Linked DNA regions of Homo sapiens: region 2 is linked to region 1. A link is a loop called in an ENCODE intact Hi-C map of the cell type or tissue named here. Cell type or tissue: heart right ventricle. All regions are shown on one strand. Each heading gives the region's core, and the rest is flanking DNA. Links, peaks and the distances in the headings are about the cores only.

Evidence for each region. Peaks named below come from ENCODE experiments on the same cell type or tissue, not always from the same donor. Only the 100,000 strongest peaks of a DNase experiment are listed, where the experiment ranks them.
Region 2: it touches region 1 in a loop (3-fold over the local background); 4 of 110 quality-filtered maps call a loop at or near these places.

Annotation. Positions count from the first base shown.
Region 1 is chr9:79,229,373-79,238,276 of GRCh38, forward strand. No RefSeq gene overlaps it. Among named protein-coding and RNA genes, the nearest start is that of LNCARSR, 330 kb to the right of the region's middle. In heart right ventricle, for the core only: a CTCF peak has its summit at 4,401 (motif pointing left); no DNase peak of the experiment used is centred there.
Region 2 is chr9:79,156,013-79,164,916 of GRCh38, forward strand. No RefSeq gene overlaps it. Among named protein-coding and RNA genes, the nearest start is that of LNCARSR, 410 kb to the right of the region's middle. In heart right ventricle, for the core only: no CTCF peak of the experiment used is centred there; a DNase peak (open chromatin) is centred at 5,029.

The sequences.
Region 1 (8,904 bases), core at 709-8,708:
TCCAATTCTTTGTTCAAAACACCAGGAATGTGGAAGTCTCATAGTCGGACCTTCCACCAGTAACAATAGGAACATAGGAAGTTTTCAATAAATATTTGTTGAATGTCAAATGATTAAATAATAGAGATAACTTTAATATAGAAAGCACATCTAAGAATTAACTTGGCTTAATTATCAAAGTAAGTAACTGTTAAATGCCTTTATTACTTTATTACAGATTATTAAAATTAATATTTTTCTGTTAAAATATTTTAAATATAATAATTTATTGACCAAATAAACATTCTATTCCTTACAGAAAATATAAATCTATTAAAAATCAATGAAGAATTTTTGGGAAAACTATAAAACTAAAATTTAGATTTCCTATTAAATATGGCAAAAATTTATTTCAACTTTCTTCCAAAACACAAGTAAGATGAGAGACAATAGACTTGTGAAAAGACAAATAATCTATAAGGATGAAGAGAACAAGAGAGGAGAGGACAACATATGAAAGATTTCAACACAATTGTGCAGGCTCAAAGACAGAAAGATGACTAAAGCAACATAAAAATCAAGCACTCTGTAAAGGGAGTCTTGGAGAAGAAGAGGAAAGCCAAGAAATAAGTTTATTTGTGCCATAGACATGTAAGAAACTCAGGGATTAGAGGCACCAGGTATCCCTGAAGAACTAGGCATGCAGGTGGGACTGTAAATAATTACATTAAAATTTAATTACTAGGTACTTAGATATCTAAATCTAGGGCTGGCTTCATGGGCCTGCAACTTGTGTACTTGCACAGGGTCCCATGCTTAGGAGCACCCCATGCACTTTAATGATCTGCTATTGCCATCTTGAAACTCTTAAAAAATGTTGAACAAGTGGCTTGATAATTTCATATTTCACTAGGACCTGCAATTTATATAGGCAGTTCATCCTAAATCTTCTCCCTTTACCCACATAGGCAGGCATCTATCCCTTTACCCACATAAGAAGGCATCTATCCCTCCCCAACTCCAGAAGAGGACTGAAAGGTCAGAGGTATATTCTCTGGGAAGGATGAATCAAAAGGAGCATAGTGATGAGGACATCAGGTACAGCTGGAAACAGGAGACCTAATGAATGTCACCTAGAGAATAGTGATATTACCAGCTCCTTTCCTCCACTGGAACAGAGAATATTTGCAGCCAAGCTTATACCACTGGCCAGAAGAACGACCAAATTCTTCTCAGAGGAAATTGACCAGCCTGAAAGAATACTCAAGAATCTTTCAATTAAACAATCAGTTCCTGTTGGATCACCTGACAAGTCCGATTAAGGATCCAGTTTCCACCCTTAGTGCCTCAAATATGAATGGGAGAGCTAAAGATCATCAGATATTTGAGGAAAACCTCAACCAGAAACATAAGGACTAAAACAAAGAGTAAGAGGAAACTATGAGGAATCAGTACATTAGTGGTAGAAAATATCATTATATTATAAAATATCATTACTATCTTTAGAGAGATTAAGAGAAGCTATTATAATAATAATAAGCCTAATTCTTTTAAAAATAAGAACATTGAGAAAATTTCAAAAGAACTATTGAAATTAAACATAAATAGGATAAATAAAAAAATTAAGACCTATGAAAGATTAGGTGATTTCTGGGCTTTTATCACAACAAGAAAATTAAACAAAATAAAACCAACAAAAGAGAAAGTAAATGAGAAATAAGATATAAGTAAATTGAAGGATCTGTGCAAAAGGTTCAAAATCTAAATAATAGAATTTCCAGAAGGAAAAAAAAAAACAAAGAAAAAAAGCAGAAATAAATGATCAAATAAAAAAAAAATCCACACTCAAAAATTCTAGAACAAAATGCCAGAGGTTCTGCAATTGAAAGTGAACATTCATTCAGTACATTATTATAAAGTTTCAGAATAACATGGCTCAAGAGGAGTTGACAAATATGTCCAAAGAGGAGAAACATATTAATAAAACATATCACAAAAGATTAGGAATCAATATGGCACTGGATTTCTCAAAAGCAAAGTTGAAAGATAGAAGATGATTATTAAATCCCTTTGAAGAACACAAAACCAAACACTGCATATTCTCACTCATAAGTGGAGGTTGAAAAATGAGAACACATGGACAAAGGGAGAGGAACAACACACACCGGGGCCAGTGAGTGGGTGTGGGGTGAGGGGAGGGAGAACATTAGGACAAACAGCTAATGCATGTGGGGCTTAAAACCTAGATGATGGGTTGATAGGCGCAGCAAACCACCATGACACACATATACCTATGTAACAAACCTACACATTCTGCACTTGTATCCCAGAACTTAAACTAAAGAATAATAACAAAAAGTGCTTTTGAAATTCTAGCCATGAATTTTGTGGAGTCAAACTATCAACCAAATGAGAAGATAGAAAAAAAAGACATTTTTTTCAGATATGCATATTTTAAGAAATGTAGCTCCCGTGAACCATTTATCAGAAATCCACTAGAAAATGTACTACACTAAAATGAGGTAATGAAGTAAAACCCTAGAATTACAGTGGTGCACCAGGACAAAAGAGCAAACAGGCAAAATTGGAGCAAGAATAAGATAGCTCTCAAAAAATTAAATAATAAAACTCACAGATTACCTGATGTTTTTGGATATTAAGTGAAGAATACACTGCTGTTGTTGGTTTTCTGTTTGTTTTTTGTTATTGTTTGTTTGTTTTAGACAAAGCCTCACTCTATTGCCCAGGCTGGAGTGCAGTAGCATGATAGGCTCATGGCACCTCAAACTCATAAGCTAAAGTGACTCCCCACACCAGCCTCTCAAGTAGCTGGGACTACAGGCACATGCCACCATATCTGGCTATTTTTAAAATAAAATTTTGGTAGAGACAGAGTCTCACTATGTTGCCCAGGCTGGTCTTGAACTCCCGGGCTCAAGAGATCTTCCTGCCTTGGCCTCTCAAAGTGTTGAGATTACAGGCATGTGCCAATGTGCCTGGCCAGGAATTGCAATTCTAAAGATAGTTTGTGAACAGTAAGTACTTAAAAAACTTGTAAAATTAAAAAGTAAGGCAATTACTAATTCCGGGAAAAACAAAAAGTAGTGCATATAAAAATGTAATTATTGTGTTTTACATGGTTCAACTATAGATAACACTCACAGAGTCATAACCATGTAAACACTATTTATTTATGTAAATTGTGACATAACTTCATTAGGTTTTTAGAAGGAGTAGAAGTGTGCCTTTTGGAGTTTGGGTTTGGGCAATGGGCAATAGGTAATATCTAAAATAACACTTAAAAAATAAAGATATTATTTAGAAATATAGAAGCAGATACCAGAAGTAAATGTAAGTAATGGTCACCTGCCAGAGACAGGAATCAAGAATCAGGGAGAAGTGAAGAAAGAAATGCTGTTTTATGTTACAAGCCTTTTGAAGCTGCAAGGCATTTAAAAGCATGCACATATATTCTCTGACGCCAAAAAATTAAAACATAAATTTGCAATTGACATATACTTGCGAAATTTCATTATAATTTTTATTAAATTTGCAACTAGTGGCAGGGACTGAAATAATGGCAACCTGAAGAGAAACAAGCAGATTGTTCTAGTTGACCGTATAAGCAAAAAGACTATGACTGAATGAATTTGCCATTAATTATTTCATTTGATAAATAAACCTTTAACACAACTTTATGTAAAGTGTTTGAAATTATAAAACATCAGCATTACAGTATACTGGAAATGGAAGGAGGCCTGAGCATTCTGAAATGTTGAAGGGTGAAGCTGATGTAAATTGGTGACAGAAGATTTTCTCCAAGGTGAGGAAATATAACCGAAATCACAGAATTTCCAATGAAAATGGATTAGCAAAGTGAAACTAATTTGCTAATGTGGCGCAGGACAAACCTTTTTTTTTTTTTTTTTTTTTTTTGGAGTCGGAGTCTCACTCTGTCGCCCAGACTGGAGTGCAGTGGTGCGATCTCGACTCACTGCAAGCTCCATCTTCCGGGTTCACGCCATTCTCCTGCCTCAGCCCCCGGAGTAGCTGGGACTACAGGCACCCGCCACCACGCCCGGCTAATTTTTTTTGTATTTTTAGTAGAGACAGGGTTTCACCCTGTTAGCCAGGATGGTCTCAATCTGCTGACCCTGTGATCCGCCTGCCTCGGTTTGGAGAGAACCAATGACAAGAGAAAAGGAAATTCACAATATGACTGAAATAAGTAACTAAAAGAACAGAAAATCAGAATAATTACATATGGTGCGTCCCCAAAGCAGATCACCTTAAATCAGGCATTTCAGATTCAGTTGAAAGGAGAAATAAAAACACCAAAATATAGCCTCTGGAGGGTGGTTACTTTCTCCAGTGCTTGCAGTTCTGGAATAGGTTGCCCCCTGCTGTTGGAGGTTAGGATGTGGTGGGGGCAGGAGAAGGGTGGAGTTCAGTTGGCCTCCCAAGGCTCTCCTCCTCACTACACCTAGAGCTTCAAGCAAAGCAGCTCTAGATTTGTGGACTGAGTTTCCCGATAAAATGTATGCTGGAAGAAATTGTTGCATGGCTGAAAATCAAGTTTGAAAAATGCTGGTCTATCTCAAATTCTTTATTTGGCAGGTACAGAAAGGGGAGCCTTTTAAGTAATCACTTATTCAAGGTGAAAAGAAATCTGATGGCAGGATTAGAACCAAAAGCCAGGCCTCTTAAAAGCTAATTAATTTGCTTTCTCCCACACCAATGATCCTGGCAATGTTGCCTTTCTGTTAAAGCAAATATATTTTATTAAATGATATGTAAATTACTACTTTGTTAACTTTGTTTCTTAAGAAAATATGCAACTGGGCACATAATTAGAAGAAATATGGATACATCTATGAGCACCCAAAATGGAATTCTATAAAACCGTATCCAATATTTAATTCTCATTTTAACTCTTAATTTACTAAGTGATTTTATTATATTTGATGCCATATGGCCAGTTCTGCCTGTTCCATCTGCTGTGTGAGCAGTTTTGTTGAATAAAGTATTTAATTCCCTGGTTGCAAACACTACACCTTGATGATTCAGAGAAGTAAAGCACTGTCTTTTTATTACTTGTTCATTTACTGGTATATGATTCTTTCTCACTCTGATTCTACTCCTATTCTCTCCCCGCTCTCTTCTCTCCTTTCTCCTCTCTCCTTTTCCCTTGACTTTGCTCCCAACAGCTCTGTGACTGATGTATTCAGTCTTTCTTTTCCTGCTTACTCTCTCTGCAAAATGTCTGTGATTCCCTTAACCAGAAATATTTTATTCTTAACAACCATAATTATGTCACCTCCTGCAGCTAACTTTAAGCTCACTATTTTGACTATAGAAGCAAATAAGTTAATTTGCATAGGTGAGTTAAAATAATCCAATAACTAATTGTTACTCTGTCAAAGATCTCTGGTAAAAAAAAATAGCTTAAATCCTTTCCCTTATCTTAATATTTAAAAAAGACAACTGAAACAGAGCAGACTATTAAAAAGAAAAACCACCTCTTACATAGGGGCTGCTTTATGAGAGAGTTGTCATGTGTTTAAATGGATGTACTACATAATTATATTGGTTGCAGCATGCAGAACAGGATAAATAGGGAAAATGGAATTTGACAAAACGATGAATATTCTATATCAAACTTCTCCATACTAATATAAATAAGTTATATGGTATCAAGTAAAGAAGCAACACCAGAACCAAGCTTAAAATCATTAGATACCGTGAGCTTGTGCTGATCAGATTTGTTCGTGTGTTCTACCTTGGAAAAGATATTAAATTCACAAATCTATTTGAGAATGGGTTGGTATACTTCTAGGAGTTTATAGTTGAACTGATGACCTGCTTAAAGGCGATAAGGCAGTGTTTTAAGGATGACCACTAAATCTTTGTTTTGCCAACACTACTTATAAAATGTTTTACAAATGGTTTAGTCTCTGAGAGCTTTCTGAATATCTGATTAAAGTCTTTAAAAGAAAGGATTAAATATCAGTAAGTGATAATTTATAAGATGATACCTTGCTGTATAAAAATATGCAAACTATTTAAAGGCAAATTTTGAGATATTAAAATGCTTTTGTTCATGGAGAAAATTAACTTGAACACATTTCTCTACAGTTAGGTTGTATAGTTTAGTAACTAATAAAGTTTCCTCAGCGTAGATCCAAAACAATTAGCAATCTTAAGAAAAAACGATTGTAATAATGTTAATAAAAATCCCAGGAAATCTACAAGCTTGATGGAGATTTGCTATTCTCCATGAGGAAATAACATATTCGTGTGGGAATTTGAACAACCACCAGGGTGCTGTTCCTCACTATTGTGCTGACCAGCTACTGGACCAAGATTGTGTTGAAAGCAATGTTAATTAATTGTACTGCAGCTTAAATCAGAAGGACACTGGTAGGGTTTTAACAAAGTAAATATCTGCCAAGTATTGAAATTTTTTTCAAAGAAAGTTACAATATTAGTAAATGATAATTATGTTGTCTACAGCAATGTGAGAGACAAAATTCCCTGACTTTGTATCTAACTTCTTTGAAAGAGCATAAATTGTTCAAGGCTTGTTTGGTGACTTGGTGGAAAAAATTATTGCTTTTAAACAGTGAAAACACAGGTAACATCAATAAACTAACAAGTTTAATAGTGTAGCCTGCGTTTTTAGAAGAAAAAGAAGTTTTGCGATAAGCCATCAGCTTTTCACATTGATTAAGATTGAGGATTATACTGTTTGTTAACATCATAGTAGTGTTCCTCTTCTTGTTACCCTTAATTTACCTACTGTGCAACTGTGCTTGGAGCTTTATGGTCCTTTTTAAACTAACTTCTTTTCCACCTATCAGTCAGGGATCAATCAGAGAAGCTGAACTGCTAGGGAATCATTACAGGGGTTTGATCTTATATGATTCTGGAAGCTGATTAAGTAATCCTTATAAGGCTGTTGTCCTTGCATCTGACACTGGAGCTTGAAGTCCTCAGGACTGCTATCACAAAATATCACAAACTAGGTGGCTGAACATAACAGAAATTTATTCTCTCACAAGTCTGGAGGCTGGAGGTCCAAAATCAAGGTGTCTGCTGGCAGTGTAGGCTCCTTCTGAGGGATATGAGCAACCTGTTCCATGCACTCCACCAATGATCTTTCACATTCCTGGGCTTCTAGATGCATCATTTTAGTCCTCCGCCTTCACAGGGCATTCTTTCTGTGTCTTTTCACATCATCTTACCTCTTGTGCATGTTTTTGTGTTCAAATTTCCCCTTTTAATAAGGGCACCAGTCATACTGGATTAGGTCCAACTGGATGAGGTCATATGACCTCGTTTAACTTGATTACCTCTGTAGAGATTCTGTTATGAAATAAGGTCACATTCTGAAGTACCAGGGGTAAGGACTTCAACATATCTTTCTAAGAGGATGCAATTCAACCCCTTGCTTGGCAGCAAGAACAAAGTGGGACATGCACACATAAGCTGGAACCCACAGGCATGGACTGAAACCATGTCAGTTTGCATTGCCTCTGAAATTGATATTGTGGGAATCCTGCAGAAGAAAACAGTAAACTTCATCATGGAGCTAAATTCTAACCTGGTATAAGAGTCAGAGAGGTTGAAGGAGGATCTGGGAAAGGTGGGCCAGTTCCAGCCTGTCCACTGCCCCGCAACAGTGATTGAGACCATGGGTAAACAATAATGTGTGAGCTACAGCATGGCTGCTGCTTTGTTTCTGCTCACCAAATCCCACACAGGAATCTCTCTGGTGGCCCAAAAACATGCAGGAAAGGGGATCTCTGGGAAGCGTAGTCCAGTCTTGCCAAGTTGACACATTATAAAGCCACAACGCTGAAGACTTTACACATCCGTTATTCAGTATTTGATAATATGAATGAAGATAGTGAAACCAAGTCATTCTCACTCCTCTCCTGGTCTGTTCAGGCTGCTATAACACAATGCCATCGACTGGTTAGCTTATAAACAACAGAAATTGATTTCTTACAGTTCTAGAGGCTGGAAACTCCAAGATCAAGACACTGGTAGATTTGGTGTGTCTGGTGAGGGCCCTGCTTCCTCAGAGCCAGCTGTTTGCTCATTCTAACCTCTCACAGTGGAGGGAGCCAGGGACCTCTCTGGGTCTCTTTTACAAGGGCACTAATTCCATTCATGGGGGCTCTGCCCCTGTGGCCTAATCACCTCCCAATGCCCCATCTCCTAATACTATCACCTTGGGGGTTAGGATTTCAACACAGGGATTTGAAGACAGCATGAACATTCAGACCATAACAACTCCCCATCTGAGACACAGGGAAGACATTTCACCTCCTAATGATGTTTCATTTCTGCTTGTTAATAAAAAAATTACCATCAACCACCTAAAAAGTTTTAATTGAATAATTGAAAATTAAACTCACCAGTAAAATTTGCTTTTGTTTCATCAACTATTTAGCAATAAGGAAAATATTTGAAGGCCATGAAGCCTTAAGATCCTGAGATCTTAGGATTATGTTCAGTTAAATTAGGTTGATTTGGAAACAAAACAAAACAAAATCAGACACTTGCCCTTCTTGATAGTCTTCTTAGCAAGGGAATAAATGTGGTGGATAATCACTCAGGCTGTGAAACAGATGGATCCAAGTTTGAAACACAGCAGCATGGGACCTCTCTCTGTATTGCATTCCCAGCCCATAAGAATGGGGATAATCTTTATAGCTGCCTCAAAGGGTCATTTCGTGGTTGAAAGACATAAGGGGAACTTGGCACAAAGCTGGCATGTAGTAAGTGTTGAAGCAGTGTTGGCTAATCTTTTCTCTTTCTCCTTCCCTTCTGCCTGTTTCTCTTCTTCCTTTTCTGTTTCTTTAGATTTAAGGGCAATGAAACTGGTGTTTTCAGTCCCTTGCAGCACCGAACTTTGTT
Region 2 (8,904 bases), core at 701-8,700, 73 kb before region 1:
CAACTCCAGCTTTAGGACAAACTCTGAAAAAGTCCCTTATGACTGGAAACCTTTCCTTCCTGGTAGGCCACCTCTGCTCATCCCCTGCATTTTCCTCCCTGGCCCCACCTGTACCGCCGTCCTTGGGGGATCATTTTTCTCTCCCTGTTGTCTGGTGCTTCATTCCCCATAGTGGACCATCCTTGACACACAATGATACACTCTGCTACCTTTTCAAATACATCAAAATTTTAACAAAATTCTTTGTAAATGAAGGATCAGATATTTTATGGTCATGTTTTAAGCATCAGCCAGAAGATAAAGGAAAAGGAAAACTGGTTTCTTTTTTTTTTTGAGATGGAGTCTTGCTCTGTTGCCCAGGCTGGAGTGCAGTGGTGTGATCTCAGCTCACTGCAACCTCCGCCTCCCAGGTTCAAGCAATTCTCCTGCCTGCAGAGTAGCTGGGACTATAGGCCCCTGCCACAACGTCCAGCTGATTTTTGTATTTTTAATAGATATGAAGTTTCACCATGTTGGCCAGGCTGATCTCGAACTCCTGACCTCAAGTGATCCGCCCACCTCGGCCTCCCAAAGTGCTGGGATTATAGGCATGAGCCACTGTGCTTGGCCAGGAAAACTTTTTATGTGGGACTTCTTGTCTCTTCTCTTTAAGGTATTTTTTATATTAATAGCAATCTGATTTTCCTCTGACCTCCAATTCAAATTGACTAAATATCTCAAGCTTCTTGTATAACTATTCCTTGGGCCCAAACTTTCTCACCTCCATTATCAACACCATCATCTCGACCATATATCAATCTAATTTTTTCACACTAATCTCTGGTACTACAAGGTACCAGAAAGTTCTGAATTCAAGAGTTGTCTGATCAACAATATGCAACAACAACATGCTTGTGTTTCAATGATAAATCCTGGCATTGGCGAGGATGAAGAAAACCATGCATTCTCATACTCTATTGTTCTCAGGAGTGTGGCTTTAGATGTGAATCCTAGTCTTTGTATATCAATTTGTTTCCACCATGAGAGAAGCCATCCATGGATAGAGCTAATAACAGGAAATGCCAAGTAGAGTGATAAAAATAAGTTTTTGATGACAGTGTTGATTGCTGAATCAAGCCAGTCCTGCAGTTGTTCTTCCCAATTAATGAACCTCTATATCCTCTTTACAGTTTCAACCAGGTTGTGTGTTACTTGCTTCTTAAGTCACCCTAAATTACAGGCATAATATAGGATATATACAGGTTTTAAGAAGCATAATGAGGATCTATATGTAATGATATGAATAGAAGACAAAGTAAGATGCAATTTGTTGTATTTTTTAAAAAAATCAAGATGCAGAACATTGTATATATTATATATATATATAAATGGGAACATTATATACAATGTTCACTCTCCCTTTTTTATATAAAGTGATTATGGGCCTTTATGTATTCATATGTTAGTTTATAACCTTATATCCTAGTACATGCAAATAATGTTTCTAGAAATATAAATAAGACACTGTTAACCATGGAGTGGGTATAGGAAGTTGGGAATGGGAAAGAGGACATACTTTTACCTTAAACATTTCCAAACTGTTGAAAACTTTGAAATGGGAATCCATTACTTTAAAAATTAGGAATAATAACTATGAAAATCTTTAAAAATTTGTGCCAGACAGTGCTAGGAGTGGATAACTCTGTCCTATAAGGAGTTCATTGTCTAGAGGAGATAAATATACAAAAACACAATGCGGTAATGTGCTTCTTGCAGGTGCAAAGATAATCCAGTTCCATGGGGAAGAGTCACATGGGCCTTTAGAGAGGAGATGATGCCTAGCTGAGGTTTTACAGTGGGAATAGGAGTTCACCAAACAGACTGGGAGGGGGATATTTTGAGAATACGAAGAGGTGAAATGCAGGCCCTTGTCTCTTTTAGAAACTGTTAATGAGTCAATAATTCCAGAGAGGACAAAGGGAGAGTGGTGAGGACAGAGGAGCAAGCAGAAGCCATGTAATGACTAGCGTGCTTGCCAGGCTAAGAAGCTGGGCTTTTATTTTTCAGCACCTAGAAACCTTTTGCCAAGGCTGAAAATTCTATTAATTTCTCAGAATAAAATATTTTAAGCAAGTAGGAAACTATAATGATAAAGAATATAGAGTATAATATAGCAAAACTCAGGTATTCATCATCCAGTCCTGTCAAATCTTAATATTTAGCTTCAAAATTTTTTAAAAGAAATAAAACATTACAAATATAGCAAAAGCTCTCCATATACTCTTCCTTTACCTCAATCCCCTTTGCCTTCAAAGAAAAGTATACATATAGTTTACAGACAAGTGGTAACTTAATATCAGAAAGAGAACATAATTTAGGTACTCTACTCAGTCGTTTTTAACTCTTAATGCAGCCTATTCACATGTCACCCTACAATGGATAAACTGTCACATAACCCATGTAAAATAAGAAACCATGGTCAGCTTGAAGTTTTTCATATAGCAACTGTCTTGTCATATAATGATGCCCTTTAGAATAAAAAGATGCGTGTCTGCTATAGCTAGAAACCATTAGACCCTGACCTGATATTGGAAAGGGTCACGAGCATATGTAGACTTATTTTGAAACGGAGGATCAGGAAAAGTGGTCATGGAAGTCATTGACTTCAAAATCACCAAGTGATTCTTAACTTCAGTTTGTTTGTTGTTTACATTATTGGTGTGCAGTGACGTGTGTTTGACTATGTGTCTGAGTGTGTGCATTTGCGTGTGGTGTGTCTCTTTAGAATACAAAAGAGGCTGGTTTAGTTTTCAGTATCTGGTTAATAAGAAGTTAAACCAAAAAGGCTGTTCTTGGATGAAAAGCAGGTTGATCATTTGCCACCCTTTATAAAAGGGGGGTTTGAATGATACAAAACTACGTACTTTTACATAAGTAGAAGGCATTCAACATGCTACATTATCTGCACCAAAGAGAAGATAGCAAAAATAGCATACTTTTCTAAACTTACTCTTATTTGCTTCATGTTTACTCTACATTGGTTAATATTAACAAGGCTTAAATTAAATGACATTTACTATGAAAAGTGAAATTTTAATGAGCACAGGAAAGCATAAATGTTTACTGAACACTTACATATTTAAGAGGATGTTATACAACTTACAGCAAAATTAAAAAAAAATTCAGCATTTTGAAACATAGGTAAGGTTTTTTTGTAGTTTTTTTTTCGACTTTCAAGTGGTATAAATTACTTGTGTTTAAGATGTACAAACCCACACTGAAACCACTTTAAATAATTCTGAGAATAAATAAATACTCATAGTATATTTTCTAAATTAGTGCCAGGGATATTATACACCTATGCAGTCTATTTCTTACCACAGTTTGAAATCTCACAGCCTCAAAGTACAATTATTTTCCTTCTTTTTTAATTATTCAAGTAACACACTCTATTGCCTTTCAACATTTATAACTCAAAGTTATCTGATTTTTTTCTAATTTGTCATCAATTAAGAAAGAACTAGAGTTTTAGCATATATCTTCTTTTAAAAAAATCAAGATGAAAAACAAAAAAGAAGAAAAGTAGTGTGATACTTTTTCTCCATTTGGTAACTCACCTGACATTTACCTGCTAAGTCTTTATCCAGGCTTTCATTCCATCCAACATACTGATCTCAATATAATCAGCGTCTTCTTAAGCACATTCATGATAAGATATGACTGCTCTGTTTTAAAAATTGTATAGCTCCCTCTCCCCAGTCCAATATTTCAAATCCCACTTAACTAAAACAAAGCAAAATTTGACTGATAGAAAATTATTTGCAAATAAAAGAAAATAATTTAGAATCAATCCCTTGAATAAATAATCTATAATAAGCTATGTTAACATCATGTACATTTCCATTAATATATTTATAACTTATTTATAAAATAATGCTCTTGATATAGTCTGTTAATTATATATACTAAACATATTTATAAAATAATAACATGGCACATACATTATTTCATAAAAACATTAAGTATAGAATATTTATGCATATATGCTATATTAAAAGCATTAGTTTATTAAAAAGCATTATATATATACTCAATAATCCGACAGCCAGTCTTTTTCTAAAGCTTAGAATTTCAAGAAACCAAAAATCAAATGATATAGGATAGCAGAAAACTTAAAATTTTGTCTTTTTTCTTATTTAGATTAATGAGTTGAAAACTATTTTCAAAGAGAATGAGTCACCTGGAAAAGCTGTCAAAACTGGATCAAAGAGTTTAGGTTTTCTAAGAAGAGAGAACTGTTAGGAGGCTAAAACCATACTCCAGATAAATACTGATTGGGCCTCATGGGACATGGTGGTGATAACTCTAAAAGGCATCTTGAAAGATGAAATAGCAAGTAGAAGAACATCTGAAAATAAGACATGGAAGAAAGGGAAGCCTCAAAGATAACTCTAGGATTTTGAACATGAAATCTGAGGAATTGTTGATACCATTAATTGACAAAGGGAAGCTGTGAGAAAGTGTAGGTTTCAAGGGAAAGAAGGCGAAATGCAGTTTGGGGCTATTGAATTTCAAAATTCAATAAGTAAGTAACATTATTACTACAATTTTTCAGATGAGAAACTTAAGTAGGAGGCATTAAGTAATTTGTCCAAGGCCACACAGCTAATAAGTTATGCAGCCAGAATTTGAACGTAGGCAGCTTTCTTTCCTATTGCCCTACTGAAAATTTAAATGCCTTGATCTTTTTCTTTGGAAGCAATTATATAGGTGATGAAAAATTGTAATTGACATCTGGCCTTTGTCAGCCCACAGTGGTGGCTTGAAAAGAAGCTTCTACTGTCTTAGAGACCCCCTACACCATTGGCCACAGTTACCTAACTCAAGTGGTTCACTTATAACCCAGCACCCTGGATCATTGTTTGGTCCAAGGATGGGCACCAAATCCAGGTTGAACCAATCACTGCATTTCCTTAAGAAAATTTTAACTTGACACCGAGGTGGTTTTTGGAGTTGCGAACTTGAGTTGTCAAATAGCCATGTTTCTAACTCCAAGGACGGAGAGCAGCATGAAAGCATGAAGCCAGAAATAATAGAAATTGGGGCCGAGGGCGGGACTCCTGGCAGCATTTGAACTTGATTCTAGTCATCCTTGAGGACCAGCTGCACTTCCACTCTTTTCGTAGTTTGGTTAAGTAAACAACTAGTCTTCCTTCTACCTGATATGTTTTAAGCCAAGTTTCTTTCATTCGTTTGAAATCAAAATAGTTATGGTTGAAAAAGCCACACACAACTGTGGGAACTTGAGCAAGTTACTTAAAACCCTGAATCAGTTTGCTTATTTACAAATAAGTGAAGAAGACATGCTTTTAAAAGGATTTTTTCAGAGCATGAAAATATATGTATACTATCTACTCCCCTTACTTAAAACTCACTTTATTACTCCTTTGAAAAGTATCAGGTACATTCTTCAAGTTCTTTCATTGGAGTTGATTGTTCTTTCATTTAGAATGGTTGACAACCTAGCATGGAACTTAACTCTCCAGAGTGCTGTAGATTACCCATCACAAGACTTTCAGGTACCGAATTTACCCTTCCCTTCCTTATGCTGCACACCCCACAGCTTTACATAATGGTGATAAATCAAACAAACGTCTGGTTGATTTCTGTATGCAGAGCACATGGCAGAGTGCCTAGCACTGAGGAACTCTTCAGGAACTATTTTAAAACAGTTAGAAGCAACAGCTGAATTTCTTTAAGAAATAATCATGTAATGTGATGGTCTCATTCCAAGAACATTAAAAGGTCTCAATAAGTATTCATTAGTGCTCCAGAAGCCCCAACAGCGGCTTTTAGTTATTGTCTCTCCTTAGCGGTATGTTAATTTTGCAAATTTTCCAATTAATCTCGGCATTTTTATTTTCTTTATTTCTTCTTTTCTTTCCCTTCTCTTTTTTATTTTATTTTTGATAGATTAGGAATACAGTATAGATTCAGAGTCCCATCCCAGAAGCTAAATATCTCACCGTTTACTCTTTCCTGTGAGTTTTTATTACCTCTGTGATTGTGTCTGATATTGCTCAAGTCAGGAAGGAAGCGTCATTAAATAAGAAACCAGAGGTAAGACCTTAAATCAAGCATGGTTTGATACTTTGCACATTTAAGCTACTGTTGTGTTTTGGTATTTAAAAAGTTAGAGTTACTTATTTTTACCAGGTTGTTTGAATAAATAACTCTCCAATCATGGTAGAAAAATGATAACTCTTACTTTCTCCAAGCTTAGACTTAGTGACTGTGAGTAAAGACATGGAATCTGAGGAAGATGCTATACCTTCTTTAGATACAAGAATCAGTATTTATGGAATACGTGTGTGTTCAATGCTCACCCATAATGAAGAATGCAAAGCAGTTAGCAAGCCACAGCTTCCGGTACTGGTTTTTACCCATTTCTGCAAATGCTGCCAAGATCTTCTTGGCTAATTTAGCATCTTGCTTGTATGAGATAGGTGGGTGATATTTTCATTATAGGTAAGGAATGGGATTCTAAGAAATCCATTACCTTTAATCCCTACTATGGACAATTGCCAGGCATTATTGCATTCCATATCAATCAAGAATTAGGAGAGAACAATTTAAGTAGAGCTTTAATTGGATTGGAATCTAGAAACAGCTGCAAAAGATTGTATTCTTTCTGAATGGGGGAGCACTGCTTTTCTGGAAGTCTTCACAGTGTACATTATTCTCTTTTTGAATGGAAATATTTGCTGCCAAATACCTGCTTAGGATGTGAAAAGCCAAATTTAACTTATTTTTTTCAGACAGCCTGGCAATTAAGCTTTTACTTTAGAGTTTGGTTTATTCATTCTAATAATGGTTATCATCATGGAAAGTTTTAATTAAGTATTCGGCATCTACCAGATGATATATATGTTACCAAAAAGTAATACCTATTTTTAGAGAGCTCATACTTCATATCAGCAAGAAGTAAGTCATTTAAAAATGTCCTAAGTTAGGCATACACACATGTACACCATGTCAATAATCACCAAGATGTCTATCCTGCATTTGCTTCATATTGCCAAGTGCAAATATGTTTATTTCATTTGTATATTCTTATATCAGTCCTCTAAACACAAAAATGTTAATTTGGCTCCTATTTTACAGATGTGAATATGAGATTCCAATTACTTAAAGGACCTGCCCAAGGCCATAGAGGTGGGAAAGGAAAGGTCAATCGTCTTTCTACTACACCATGTATCACATTATTTTTATGCACTTGAATAACCTTGTCCACAGTCAAAGTTGAAAAATTGGTGAAGATTGTCTAATTTCACTCAGCTTCCTGTTCTGGGCTTTTCTTCATCGTTAGACTCTTCACCTTTTTGAAGCTCTCTTGATCTTTGCCTTCCCTTACCCTCCTACCTCCTAGTGATTCTTTATTTCTCTTTGCAGATACCTTTCCCTCTGCCCACATCTAACAAACTGGTATTCCTCAGAGTCCTATCCTCAAACCTTCTCCTGCTTCAGTCTACTTAGCATTCCTGGAGGATCTCTCCCATATCTGTAGCTTCTGCTACCTATATGTTAGTGACATCCAAATTTTATATTGCTAGTTCAGACTTCTTGCCCACTCCATATCTCTGCTTTGATAACCAGCGGCTACTACAGAGTCAACATGTTACCAAACTGAACCCATTAGATGTCGCTTATACATGCTCCTCCTCCTGCTTCCCCTCTCTTACACCACAGCACCACCCTCTTCTCAGTGGTCTAAGCCAAGAGCCTCAGAGACATCTTTGATCCTGCCTTCTTTCTCACCTTCTTTGTATAATTGACCTCCATATCCAGTGATTCAGCTTTAGAAAAAAAATTTATCTGCTCATTTTTCTTTCAATTCTCATTGTCATTGCCACATTTTAAATTTTGCCCATCTCTCTCTAGAACAATTCCTGTAGCCACCTAAATATTTCTCTGCATCTCTCTAATCATCCTATTACTTAGGGCTTTTAGCCTACTCCTCCCACCAGGGAAACCTCCATCTAATCACATCCAGGAAAATTAGAAATACCGTGTTCAGGCTGGGTGCGGTGGCTCATGCCTGTAATCCCAGCACTTTGGGAGGCCCAGGCGGGCAGATCACCTGAGGTCAGGAGTTTGAGACCAGCCTGGCCAACCTGCTGAAACCCTGTCTCTCCTAAAAATGCAAAAATTAGCTGGGCATGGTGGCGGACACCTGTAATCCCAGCTACTTGGTAGGCTGAGGTAGCAGAATTGCTTGAACCAAGGAGACAGAGGTTGTGGTGAGCTGAGATCACACCACTGCCCTCCAGCTTAGGTGACAGAGTGAGACTCCATCTCAAAAATATTTAAAAAAAAAAAAAAAGAAAGAAAGAAAGAAAAAGAAATACCATGTTCACATTGTTTTCCCCTTTTGCAACCTATCAACTGTGTACCCTGTCATGTTCCCTGTCGACAGGCAAAACTTGCTGGATTTTATATCAACCACATCCCTAAAACCTCATCAAGGTAGGAGGACCTGGAACAGTAGCCACCAGGGTCAGGTGCTCCAGAGCAGTAGCTACTAAGCCACTGTCGGGCTTGGCAGCCTGCTGCACTGACTCAGGCGTGTTCCCCAGTTGAAATGGTTACAACATTTTTACAAAAGCCTTTGTTCTTGATTTGTTTGAGTTGTATGTTAGCTAAGGTTTAATGCGATCCAAGAAGAGGACAATAAGCAGAAATAAATGCAGCTAAATCAATGATAGCAGAAAAATATCTCCAGGTGAAATAATAAATGAAAAATCTTTGGCTCTTTGTATCATTGCAAACGCTTATGATACTATCTTGCCCTTCACTCTCAAACTTGCCCCTGGGGGTGGGGAGAAGTTTATGTAGCAAATTAAGGTACACACAGGGTTCTGCCCT